2 separate regions of the Homo sapiens genome follow, and region 2 is linked to region 1. A link is a contact called in ENCODE Hi-C or POLR2A ChIA-PET data. All regions are on one chromosome and are shown on one strand. The core of a region is the stretch at or near the end of the contact, and the rest is flanking DNA. Distances in the headings are between cores, read along the strand shown. Region 1 holds the start of LINC01934 (long intergenic non-protein coding RNA 1934). Region 2 overlaps LINC01934 (long intergenic non-protein coding RNA 1934).

Region 1 (5,447 bases), core at 1,306-3,805:
CAAAAGCAAGTGAAGCTGTATCCCAAATTGGCAATCATTTTACATATTTCAGCCAACTTTGAGCCCTCTAGTCTCCGTTTCCATACCCTGTTCAACAAAATCACACTGCACAATTTCCCTACAAAGCTAATGCTTATGACCTGGTGAATATCCTACTATATGAATCATTCTTATGTGATGATAGATAGATTAAATAGATGGATAGATACATATATATGTAGATCACTGCTCAGGGTCCTATTATACAAACTTTTCTGCACCTCCACTTCTTCCTTAATAATAAACTTTGAAACTCCCTGGATGACATTGATCTAATTCTATTCTTCTTGATGACTTCATCATATTATTGATATGCCACAATTTATCTAACCATTCTCTTACCAAAGGATATTCTATTTGCTTTATCTTTTCGTTCATTTGCTACCACAAATTATTCATGCAACAAGTCTTAATACACTCTATGCGCCTGTTCAACTCCAGGAATAGAGCAATGAACAAAACAAAGTTCCCACTTTCCTAAAGAATCCATTCTAGTGGAGGGGACAGGCACTAATTTAATATGTAACATAATGTTATATTTTTATGAAGCTAAACAAGGGGATACAAAGTTACAGGAAATTTCTTATTACTTTAAATGGGGTAGCCAGGGAAGAGCTCTCTGAGGAGGTATTTGATCAGAAACCTGAATGACTTGAGGGAGTAAGCCATGAGGCCTGTTAAGAGAGGAGCAATCCAGTCAGAAGGAACAGCAAGCAGCAAGCACCCGAGTTCTGAGGGAGAGATACTCAGCGAGACTGGGAACACTTGTGAATGCCACTACAGTAAATGCAGAGTGACAGAAGGGCAGGAAAAGGGACCAGACATATATCTTGCCCAAGGTCCAGGTGATGCAGTGCCTGGTAGGCTATAGAAGGAACTTCAGCAAATGCCACAATAAATATCCACATATATTGCTAGATTCATCTCCAAAAAGGCTATCAGAACTCACATTTCTATGAGCAGTCTACAAACATAGGCAGCCAGGTTCCAAAGTCTATGCAGCAGCTGTTTGTCAGCCGTTTCAGTTTGCTTTTAAAAAACATTTATCTATAACTTGAAAAAGTATTAGGAGAGTGAAATATCTGTATATAAAAGCTACACAAATGCAAATATTCTTGTTAGTTTATCACATCTGTCAAACCCAGAAAGCTCTGTATATTAGACCCATCAGTGGGAAACCAGACAGTTTCACAGTGAAAAAAAATCTCCATCTGAGAAAAATAAAATAAAATTCTGGTATAATCTCTGGTCCAGTTACCTCTGGAGAAATAGTTGACAGGACTAGAACTGGGGACTACAAATTGGCAGTGGCCACACACAGCTATAGGACAGAATAAGTTGCTAAGAGGCCTAACATGTATCATCATGAGATAGAATTTTCTAGGTTGGAAGGAAATGGTCTTTTTAATATGCCAAAATGTTGACTTTCAACTATAATCATAATAAAGCAATTTATATCAATAAAAATACATAAAATGGGTAAAAATAAAAGCTAAAGGAACTTGTTTTAGTTATTATTGTCCAATCTTTTCTTAAAACCTCTGGTTTCATCTTCTTCCACTGACATCTTACATTCTGTGAAGGAGGAAGTAGGGGGGATGGAAACGGCTTTAAAGAAGCACAAAAGGCCTGAAGGTCAATAGGGAGGCAAATACTCAAAGAATGAGAACCGCAGATATCTAATAAAGTCTATGTTGCCTTTTCATGCAAAAGGCATAAGGAATGCTTAATCATCTAATATTTACAATGTAGGAAAAAGCTATTTCACGTTGAAATTTGTAGCATTTTTGGGTGATTATGAAACCCTCATTTAAAATAGCCATGTATCCTCTATTTAGCAAACCAAGACTACAAGAAATCTTAGACATGATATTAATACCCCAAAGTTTAAAACTCCAGATGTGAAGAAAAGCCAGAGAATGCCTGCTGTGTAATAAGGCCTATATCTCTTTGGAATCATGGATTTAATTAAGTTTCAATTTGCATCTTGGGCAAAAAGATAGACTGTTAGAATGAAACAAAAAGAAAGAGGGAAAAAGCCTTCTAAAAAACAAAGTGTCAATAAAATTTTAGTTATATTCTCTAGCCATCATTTGGCTTTTAAAATTCTGATAACATTCCCTCAAAAAACAAAGCATTTCCTTTTGTCTAGACAACATAACCTGCTTCTGTCTCAGATAGGCCACTTGGGAACCCAGGATCTGACTCATTTCCCTCACACCATATATGATTCCATATAAAACAGGGCTATATGTCCCTTCCACAGCCCAAATAGGGATCCCCAAAAGGCGGTGCTTCCTATCATTCTTGGGCCAATGTTTTCACCAAGTTCTGTTTGAAAATGTATTTGTTCCTGTTTTCTTTGCACTTACCTTGTGAGGTCTCATCTCCATGACATCTGACAGTGGCTTTGGGTGTTGCCTAAAGAGAAAGCAGCAAGCAACAGTTACAGAGGTGGTTTCCTGTGGAGCAGGCAACTTAACACAGCTAAGTTCAGGTCATTCTCTGAATACTAAAACTGAGAAGTCAACGATAGTGTAATATCAGATAGCTAAATGTTTTCACTATACCCACACATGTAGTAAAGAATTTAGGCTGCTGAATTTTCTTTAACTACAGGGTTCTGCTTTTCAAAAAAAATGTTTTCAACTTACAAAGACTTTTATAACAGACTGCCTTTTTGAGAAAGGAAAGCCTTCTTTCTTTATATTATCCAGGAACCATTATACGCATCCCATAGAATGTATTGCTGATACTTCTTAGAAGTATCTTCAGAAAAGGGTCTTATCTTATATTTATTATCTTATATTTATTTATATATTTATTATATTATATTATATGTTATATATAAATATATTATATATTTATATAATTATATATTATATATTTATATATAAATAAATATATTATATTATATATTATATAAATATTTATATTTATATATAATGTATATAATATTATTATATATTATATATATTTATTATATATATAATTAATATATAATAAAATTATATATTATATATATTTATTATATATATAATTAATATATAATAAAATTATATATTATATATAAATATATTATATATTTATATAATTATAAATTATATATTATATATAAATAAATATATTATATTATATATTATATATAAATAAATATTTGTATTTATTTATATATAATATATAAAATATTTATATATTATAAATAAATATAAGATATAAAATACCAGTAAAATGTGTTCCTAGGAGTTGAATATATGCATGCATATGGCATTTGCTTGTTTGTTCATTGATTCATTTATTCATTCAATGAATTTACTGAACATATATTGAGTTTCTCTTTTTTGTGCCCTGAGGATATAACCACAAATAAGACATAATCTCTGTCCTCAATAAGTTCATAAAATCTTATGATTTTATGGGAAATCACAAGATGGGAAAAGAAAACTGGACAAATAATTATGAATATTATGTGAGAATTACAACAATAGGAATTTATATAGAATACATTGGGCCTCAAGTGGGGAAACGGGCATTCTAATTAGCGTAAAAGAGCTGATCAAAGGAGTTGATTCTTGAACTGTGGTAAAGAATATTGTGTGGTCATTTTTCATGCAAGGAAGTGCATTCCCAGCTGGGAGTCTAGCATATTCAAAGATCCAGAGGCACAAAACAATATAGCACTTTCTGGTAACTGTAGCTAGTTCTATATTGATAGAGTGTAGAGGACTCTAAAAAGGAATAAGACTGAGATATTAGCAAAATGATTTTTAACATCAGGAGGCATTTCTTTCAGAGAACAAAAATAAATAACAAGTATATCCATGAAATACTTCTTGAGAAATATTTTGGTTAAAGATTGAACACTTTGAAGAACAATTAAGTATGAAGCACTTCAATACTTTGGCTCATGTCTGAAAAATACATAGATATTGCATATTTTCACAATGGCAAATATTCAGACTAAGTGCTAACACATGAAGCTGAACTAGATTATAAAATACTAATCTCTTTTGAGGAAACTATATTTTTATGTATCAGAATGGCTTAGAGCCAATAGAAAATTACAGCCTGTATAATAGTGTCTGGCACAGAGTAGGCTCTCAACAAATAGGTGTTGATGGAAATACCACATTGAGGCAGCTTTTGGCAAACAAAGAAATGCTTTGGGCACCAACCCAGGCTCTCCAGCTTAAAACTGTTACTGCTCCTTCTGCAATTAGAGACTTTTTCCCTTGTGATTCATAGAGTTGCATTCATTATATCTCTTTTTGGTCTCTGCTCCTAACTAACCTTCCTCCTAGCTCACACCTACCTAGAGATACCTGAAAATGTTTTCTCTAGGTATGTCTGGGCAGGTTCGAAGGATATAGCTATTATATCATTGGCCTTGGACATACAAACCAAAGAGGCACAGTTGCAGTTGCCAATATTGGTGGCAATTCAAAATGCTCAAATAAAAGGGGAAAAGCAAGAGATCCATGGACAACCACAATAAGAGAAGCAGAGCATCTCCCCCTTATTCTACCTTCTACCATTTGGGTGCATCCAGTTGGGGTAGAGGAGCTATGACAGGGAAAGAGAGAAAAGGGTAACTAAAGAACAGGTATGCTTAGCAGAAGGGGATCTAAGGTACCAATACAAAGTCTTGGGTCAGACCCAAATACCATTTCCAAATGCAAAATGCCCCTCAAGACTCACTGATTTCTCTACCTAGTGCATCACTTCCCAGTATATCACCAACCACTCCAGCTTCCTTCTGGTCCTCTGAAAAGGTTTCTCCTTTTTGTTCTGCAGCTGCTTCACTACTCTATTTTCATCAAAATTGAATCCAAGCACTTAGAAATCATGTGCTGGGTGGGACTTTAGATACTAAATTCAAACCTTTTGTTTCACATTTCAAGAAGCATTAGATAAGAGAAGTTGATCATTTTATTCAAAATTGTATTTCTGGTATGTTAAAGAGATGAACCTCTGTATCCTGACAACTCCTCCGTCCCCAAGTCCAAGGCCATTTTGACTATATCAGGCTATTTCTGCCTCTACTCAACTGGTTAGAAAATTAGTGCGGCTTACTACAGGTTTCACACATGAAACCTGTACTTCTCCCTCTCATTGACTCTTTCCAATAAATCACCAATTGGTATTGAGTTCTTTTTTTCCCATGTTCTGTACTTTTGTTTCATTTTCATCCACACTTAATCAAATAGTTTAGATCCCAGCCTCAGTGATCCTGCCTTTCCACGGGCCATCAGTCAATCTCAATTCTACCATATAGCATTCTTTCCCTCCTCTGAGCTTGTGTTAGCTCATCTGATTCATTTATTTTGCAAGCATGTATTTACCTTCTTGATTAAACTCTTGAATTGAAGAAGACTTGTATCTTCTCACCAAAAACATAATCTTCTTGA
Region 2 (5,447 bases), core at 1,264-3,763, 150 kb before region 1:
GCCACCTAAAGTGCAAGGATTATAGGTGTGAGCCACCGCGCCTGGCTAGAACAAATACTTTTTAAAAAATAATTGGACCTTAAAGACAAAAAAAAAATTAAAAGACTTATAATGGCCATAACTAATATTTATATAGTACTTATCATTAAAAGACTACATGCTTTCAAAAATAGGCTCCAGAGTAGAAATAGGTTTTCTACATAAATTAACGTGATGGAACTGAAGCACCAAGAGTTACTTGCTTCTTGCTTAAGAATAGCAATTGAGGCCGGGTGCGGTGGCTCATGCCTGTAATCCCAGCACTTTGGGAGGCCGAGGCAGGCGTATCGCAAGGTCAGGAGATCAAGACCATCCGGGCTAACACTGTGAAACCCGGTCTCTACTAAAAATACAAAAAAATTAGCCGGGCGTGGTGGCGGGCACCTGTAGTCCCAGCTACTCGGGAGGCTGAGGCAGGAGAATGGCGTGAACCCGGGAGGCGGAGCTTGCAGTGAGCCGAGATCGCGCCACTGCACTCCAGCCTGGGCGACAGAGAAAGACAGCGTCTCAAAAAAAAAAAAAAAAAAAAGCAATTGAATCCAGCTGCTTTCCACTAGGTGAAGAGTCAAATATTGTAAAGTGGAAAATATCTCAGGGTGTCTGCCCATCCCACTTCTCCTTCGAGAAGGGTCACTCACTGTCTTTAGTAGCCATTTTTGTACTTTGCTCCCTGCCCATAGCTGATCCGACTGTAAGTGGAAACTCTCCCCTTGCATAGTCAATCCATTGGCTGAATTATAACAATGAATATTTCTAGTAATTGGGTGAAGAGACACTAGCTAGTTGGTCAGTGGCACTCAAGCTGGAAGGCTATGTAAGCTAGGAGTGGGTGCCACATGCACCCTGAACTATCAAGAGAAAGATAGAGGAAGGGAGGGAAACAGAGAAGGAGAGGGGTAAAAAGGGAGAAAGGGGTGGATAGGAGACAGGGAGAGTAAGAGAGAGAGGAGCGAGAGAGACAAAGATGAGGGTGGGGATTCAGACAGAAAAAGAAAGATAAAGAGCTATATCTCTACTCTTGGGTTGTATTTTAAAAATTATGCATCCCAATAAATTCTCCTCTTTAATTCAATCTAATTTGAGTTGATGATTTTTTCTTGTAAGATATCTTTCTATAAGACCTAATGACTCTCAAATCAGTCCAGGATTCTTTCCCTAAACTCTCTTTTACTGGGCCAATGTGGTATCTAGTAACTACTACTACTATTTGCAAAAGTAGGTAAGCGGCTTCCACTAACTATGAAACAGTTATCTATTTCCATAAATGATAGCTTGGCACCAAATACATTTAAAATGTGATGTGATTTTTTTTCTTTTTCTTTTTCTTTTCTTTTTTTTTTTTTTTTCACTGTAAAAGATCAATATTCTTTCTAGTCAAATTCCAGAAATAAAAAGAAGCCAAAGAATGAGTTCAGTGAGATCCTGGATTTTCCCTTTCTCTACTTTTTCTGCAGAAAGTACGTTTTTGCTCTACTAGTTGTTATTAGAAAGAATATATTATGTAAAGTGATGGAAACTACAATTGATTTATAAGAGTTTTTGTTATTTCTGATAATTTATTATGCCCCTGAGAGTACAAAACTACTTAAAAATGCTTTTTTGCATTACAAATTTTAATACACCAGCATGGGAACGATTTAGGTTGCATTGAGTTTGAAAAAGTGCAAAAATATTGCTTCTGACATCAACAATTGATCCCCTAATTTAAAATCCTTTTTCTATGTATATCTGTCAGGTTATTTGGGTATACATTGGTATATGACATCAATTAGAAAAGAACCATTATGAGTGACATAGAAAAAAAAAATGGGTAGGCAGCGGTAAGGAAAGATGGACCTCAATGGAGAGGGGAAGACAAGGATAAACTGGTTCTGAGGCCAGCTTCTCATGACCTCCAACTTCTCCAATGCTGTGACTGTTCTGTGATGGAAACTGCAACTGATTCATAAGAGTTTGTGTTATTTCTGATTACTCCCTAAGCTCAGACAAGCAGCAAACTACTTAAAAATGCCTTCTGCATTATAAATTTTAATAAACTAGTGTGGAAAAAGCTGGAGCTTATTATCACAGAGCTCAACATGCACCTTACTTGGGAATCAGAAGCTGCAGGCCTTGCCAGGAGCTGGAGGAGCTGCAGGCCCGCCACTGCTCAGCACCAATAAGGTGAGCCCTCAGACAAACAGCAACACTAGAGGGCTGCAAACAGAGCAGTGCCCTCAAGTGACCTTCCCAGCATAAAAGAATATGCTTTCTACTTCACTTCCACCTACCACATCTTATGCACTGTGTCTCTTGCACCTCACATTAACCCGGGTTAGGGTTAGGGTTAGGGTTAGGGTTAGGGTTAGGGTTAGGGTTAGGGTTAGGGTTAGGGTTAGTGCACATCTTATGCACTGTGTCTCTTGCACCTTACATTAACCCAGAAGTACGCAGGCAAAGAATAGAGGGAAATACCCTTCCAGCTTAGTTAACTCAACATCATGTATATCCACCACACTGTGGTTCTTGCTTGCTATCATCCTCTTATTGGTGAAAAACCAACAAAGCCCAAATCATAACTTCCTCATTGATTTGACAAATTATTCTTGGGTTAAAACAAGAAAAATTATAACATTACTAAGTTTCAAGTTTAGTTTTTTTTTCGCACCAGAAACACAGTGTTTTGCATACCATAAGTGCTCATGAATATTGATAAGTTGAATTACATGAAATCAGGTGCTTTACAACCCACAATATGGGCTTGACCTAATCCCTCCTTGTTATCTGTGTTATTTTCCCTTGACCAGATTGAGCCACATATTTATTTTTCATTTACTGTCTCTTGCCAGCTCTTTATTGAGTACTTGCCAGTAATATACAACATAATATAACCTATGGTTAGTTCCCATGGCTCTTGAAATTTTTCAAATTATAAAGAGAGAGTGTCTAATGACAAATAGCTGGATTTCTAAAATATTCATGTAAATAAAAACTGTATGACTGGAGTTGTTGTGCTGCACTATTCTGAAGGGATAAACACAACATTTAATTTGTTTTACATTTTGGCTGTTTGCAAAGCTTTCCTGGGTTGTACGGGTCATTTTTATGTAAGATAAATCGACATGTCTCCTGTTAGTAGAGCTCTGCTTTTTCCAATAGTTTCTTAATGTTTGAGAAGTCATGGAATCCTCATAAGAATGTATGAAAGTTATGTACTCTCTCTCTCTCTCTCTCTCTCTCTCTCTCTCTCTCTCTCTATATATATATATATATATATATATATATATATATATATATATATATATATAGATGATTTCATACAATTGTAAAGGAGTCAGAGACCCTCTGTAGCCATCTACAGATCCTCTGGAAAGCAAATAGACCTCAAATCTAAAAACTTCTATTCTTGACTAATGATGATCGTTATGAAGAAGATACTTGAAATCTCTAAGATATTAATTCAAATGTATCATAACTACATTAAAATCTCCTCGTGGGGGTGGAAATACTTAAATTACATTAAAAAAAAAACCTGCAAGCATCTCTACCAGGCAGTGACTCTGTGACTCTGACACCGTTTTGGTGTTTACAGGCTGCCTCTTCCATACTGTCTGTGTTTTTATTTCTTTTCATTACCATTTTGACCACCTGCCTGGTGTTCTAACACAGTTCTTTCTAACTTAATTGATGCCCAATTCGTGTGTTTTAATACATTTTAAATTACCACATATTATATGGATCTTACTCTTTATGAAAATGTTCTCAAATTTTTAAATCATGTTTTTACATTTGATGCATGAACCTCAAAATTATTTTCATTCCATGTGGTGCTGATCTAATGTCAAGGTTTGGATACTGTTGACAATCTCCAAACAAAAGAAGAGATTTCTGTTTTAGTAATTGATCCCAGTTGCTTTTAGAAAGTAGGTTCTCATAATTTAAAAATGTCCAGTTTCACAAGGAGAATTTTTTTCAGCCTACACACATCTGTATAGATTGTCCATCGTCTAAATCACAAAGCAAGATTCTGATTTTTAATTTGTTCTGGCATGAAATTAGGTGCAACATCTGTTTTGCACATGTTTTACCTTTTTATCCCTTTTGCTCATTACTGCAGTTTTCCTACCCAAAGATTTCCAACTGAAAATGTTTTTGAAACCTTGATCTGTATTCTTAAAGGTAAGAAAATTTTTTAAATTAGTTTTCTGTGCTTAAAAAATTAATAAACGTGTTACATTGCCAAAGTGAGTAAATCCTCACTTTAGTAAGGTGATCCTCACCAAATTATAAAAAAGAAGCACTTACATATCACTGTGTCTAAAACTGGCTTCTCTTTAGCAAGGTGGTGAGGAAGATATAACGTATTACTGAGGTGTTACCATGCCCTCCTGACATAGCTGTAGTTTTGCCTCGGATGAGGCAATGTGGACACCATACCCTCCTGCATAGGTTCTGCTTTGGGGGTTGGCCAGAGCTCTGTCTCCCTGAACTCCATCCAGCCGAAGCCTGTGACTCCCAAAAAGGTAAGAAAGAGGGAAAATGGGTTGAGAGGCTGTTACTGATATGCTGCATTAGAAGATGAAAACTTCATAGTAAAATATCATAGGTGGGGACAAAAGAGAACAGTATATTCTAAAAAATTTTACTGAATCATTTTTTTTTTCACATACAGTCAGGCAGCCATGGGGATATGTTCTGAGAAATGCATTGTTAGGTGACTTCATCATTGTGCAAATATCATAGAGTATTCTTAGACAAACCTAGATGATATGGCCTATATACACCTAGACTATGCAGTATAGCCTATTGCTCCTTTGGCTGCAAACTTGTCCAGCATGTTACTGTATTGAATAATGTAGGCAATTTTAACACAATGGTAAGTATTTATGTATCTAAATATAGCTAAATATTGAAGAGGTACAGTGAAAATATGATATGAAAGATTTAAAAATGGTATGCCTGCATAGGACACTTACCCCTGAATGCAGCCTGCAGGACTAGAAGTTGTTTTGGGTGAGTGAGAGAGTGAGTGATGAGTGAATGTAAAAGCCTAGGATATTACTGTACACTACTGTAGACCTAATAAACACTGTGCACTTAGGCTACACTACATTATTTTTAAAAACTTTCTTCACTAATAAATGAACCTCAGCTTACCCTAAGTTTTAAATAAACTGTAATTTTTAAAACCTTTTGACTCTTTTGTAATAACATAACTTAAAACAAAACACATTGTATAGGTATACAAAAATATTTTATTTATATCTTTTCTATAAGCTTCTTTCAATTTTTAAAATTTCATCTTTATACTTTTAAACTTTTCATTTAAAATGAAGACAAAAACAAACACGTTAGCCTAGGCCTACATGGGGTCAGGATCATCAATATCACTATCTTCCACCTCCACCTCTTGTCCCCCTGGAAGGTCT

Evidence for each region. A loop is a pair of places that touch in the nucleus more often than their neighbours do. ChIA-PET counts read pairs that join two places held with the same protein, here RNA polymerase II (POLR2A). Pooled maps may share reads with other maps.
Region 2: a map of naive thymus-derived CD4-positive, alpha-beta T cell shows a loop between it and region 1 (2.2-fold over the local background). The contact joins the enhancer-like site here to the promoter of LINC01934 in region 1. A Hi-C loop is called at or near these places in 1 of 168 maps with a recorded cell type or tissue (naive thymus-derived CD4-positive, alpha-beta T cell) and 5 of 50 pooled maps. POLR2A ChIA-PET finds 5 or more read pairs at or near these places in 2 of 52 experiments (CD4-positive, alpha-beta T cell and activated naive CD4-positive, alpha-beta T cell).

The regions. Positions count from the first base shown.
Region 1 is chr2:181,120,945-181,126,391 of GRCh38, reverse strand. It overlaps LINC01934 (long intergenic non-protein coding RNA 1934), which reads right to left and starts at 2,555. Exons shown (of 5, transcript NR_130784.1): 1 at 2,412-2,555. RefSeq lists an enhancer at 2,189-2,288.
Region 2 is chr2:181,272,762-181,278,208 of GRCh38, reverse strand. The region is part of intron 3 of LINC01934 (long intergenic non-protein coding RNA 1934); the gene reads right to left. Among named protein-coding and RNA genes, the nearest start is that of MIR4437, 30 kb to the left of the region's middle. Within about 2 kb of position 2,513, at least 4 of the 41 ENCODE cell types and tissues checked have a DNase peak (open chromatin) inside an H3K27ac peak, as active enhancers do; they include CD4-positive, alpha-beta T cell, where a contact is called at or near this core.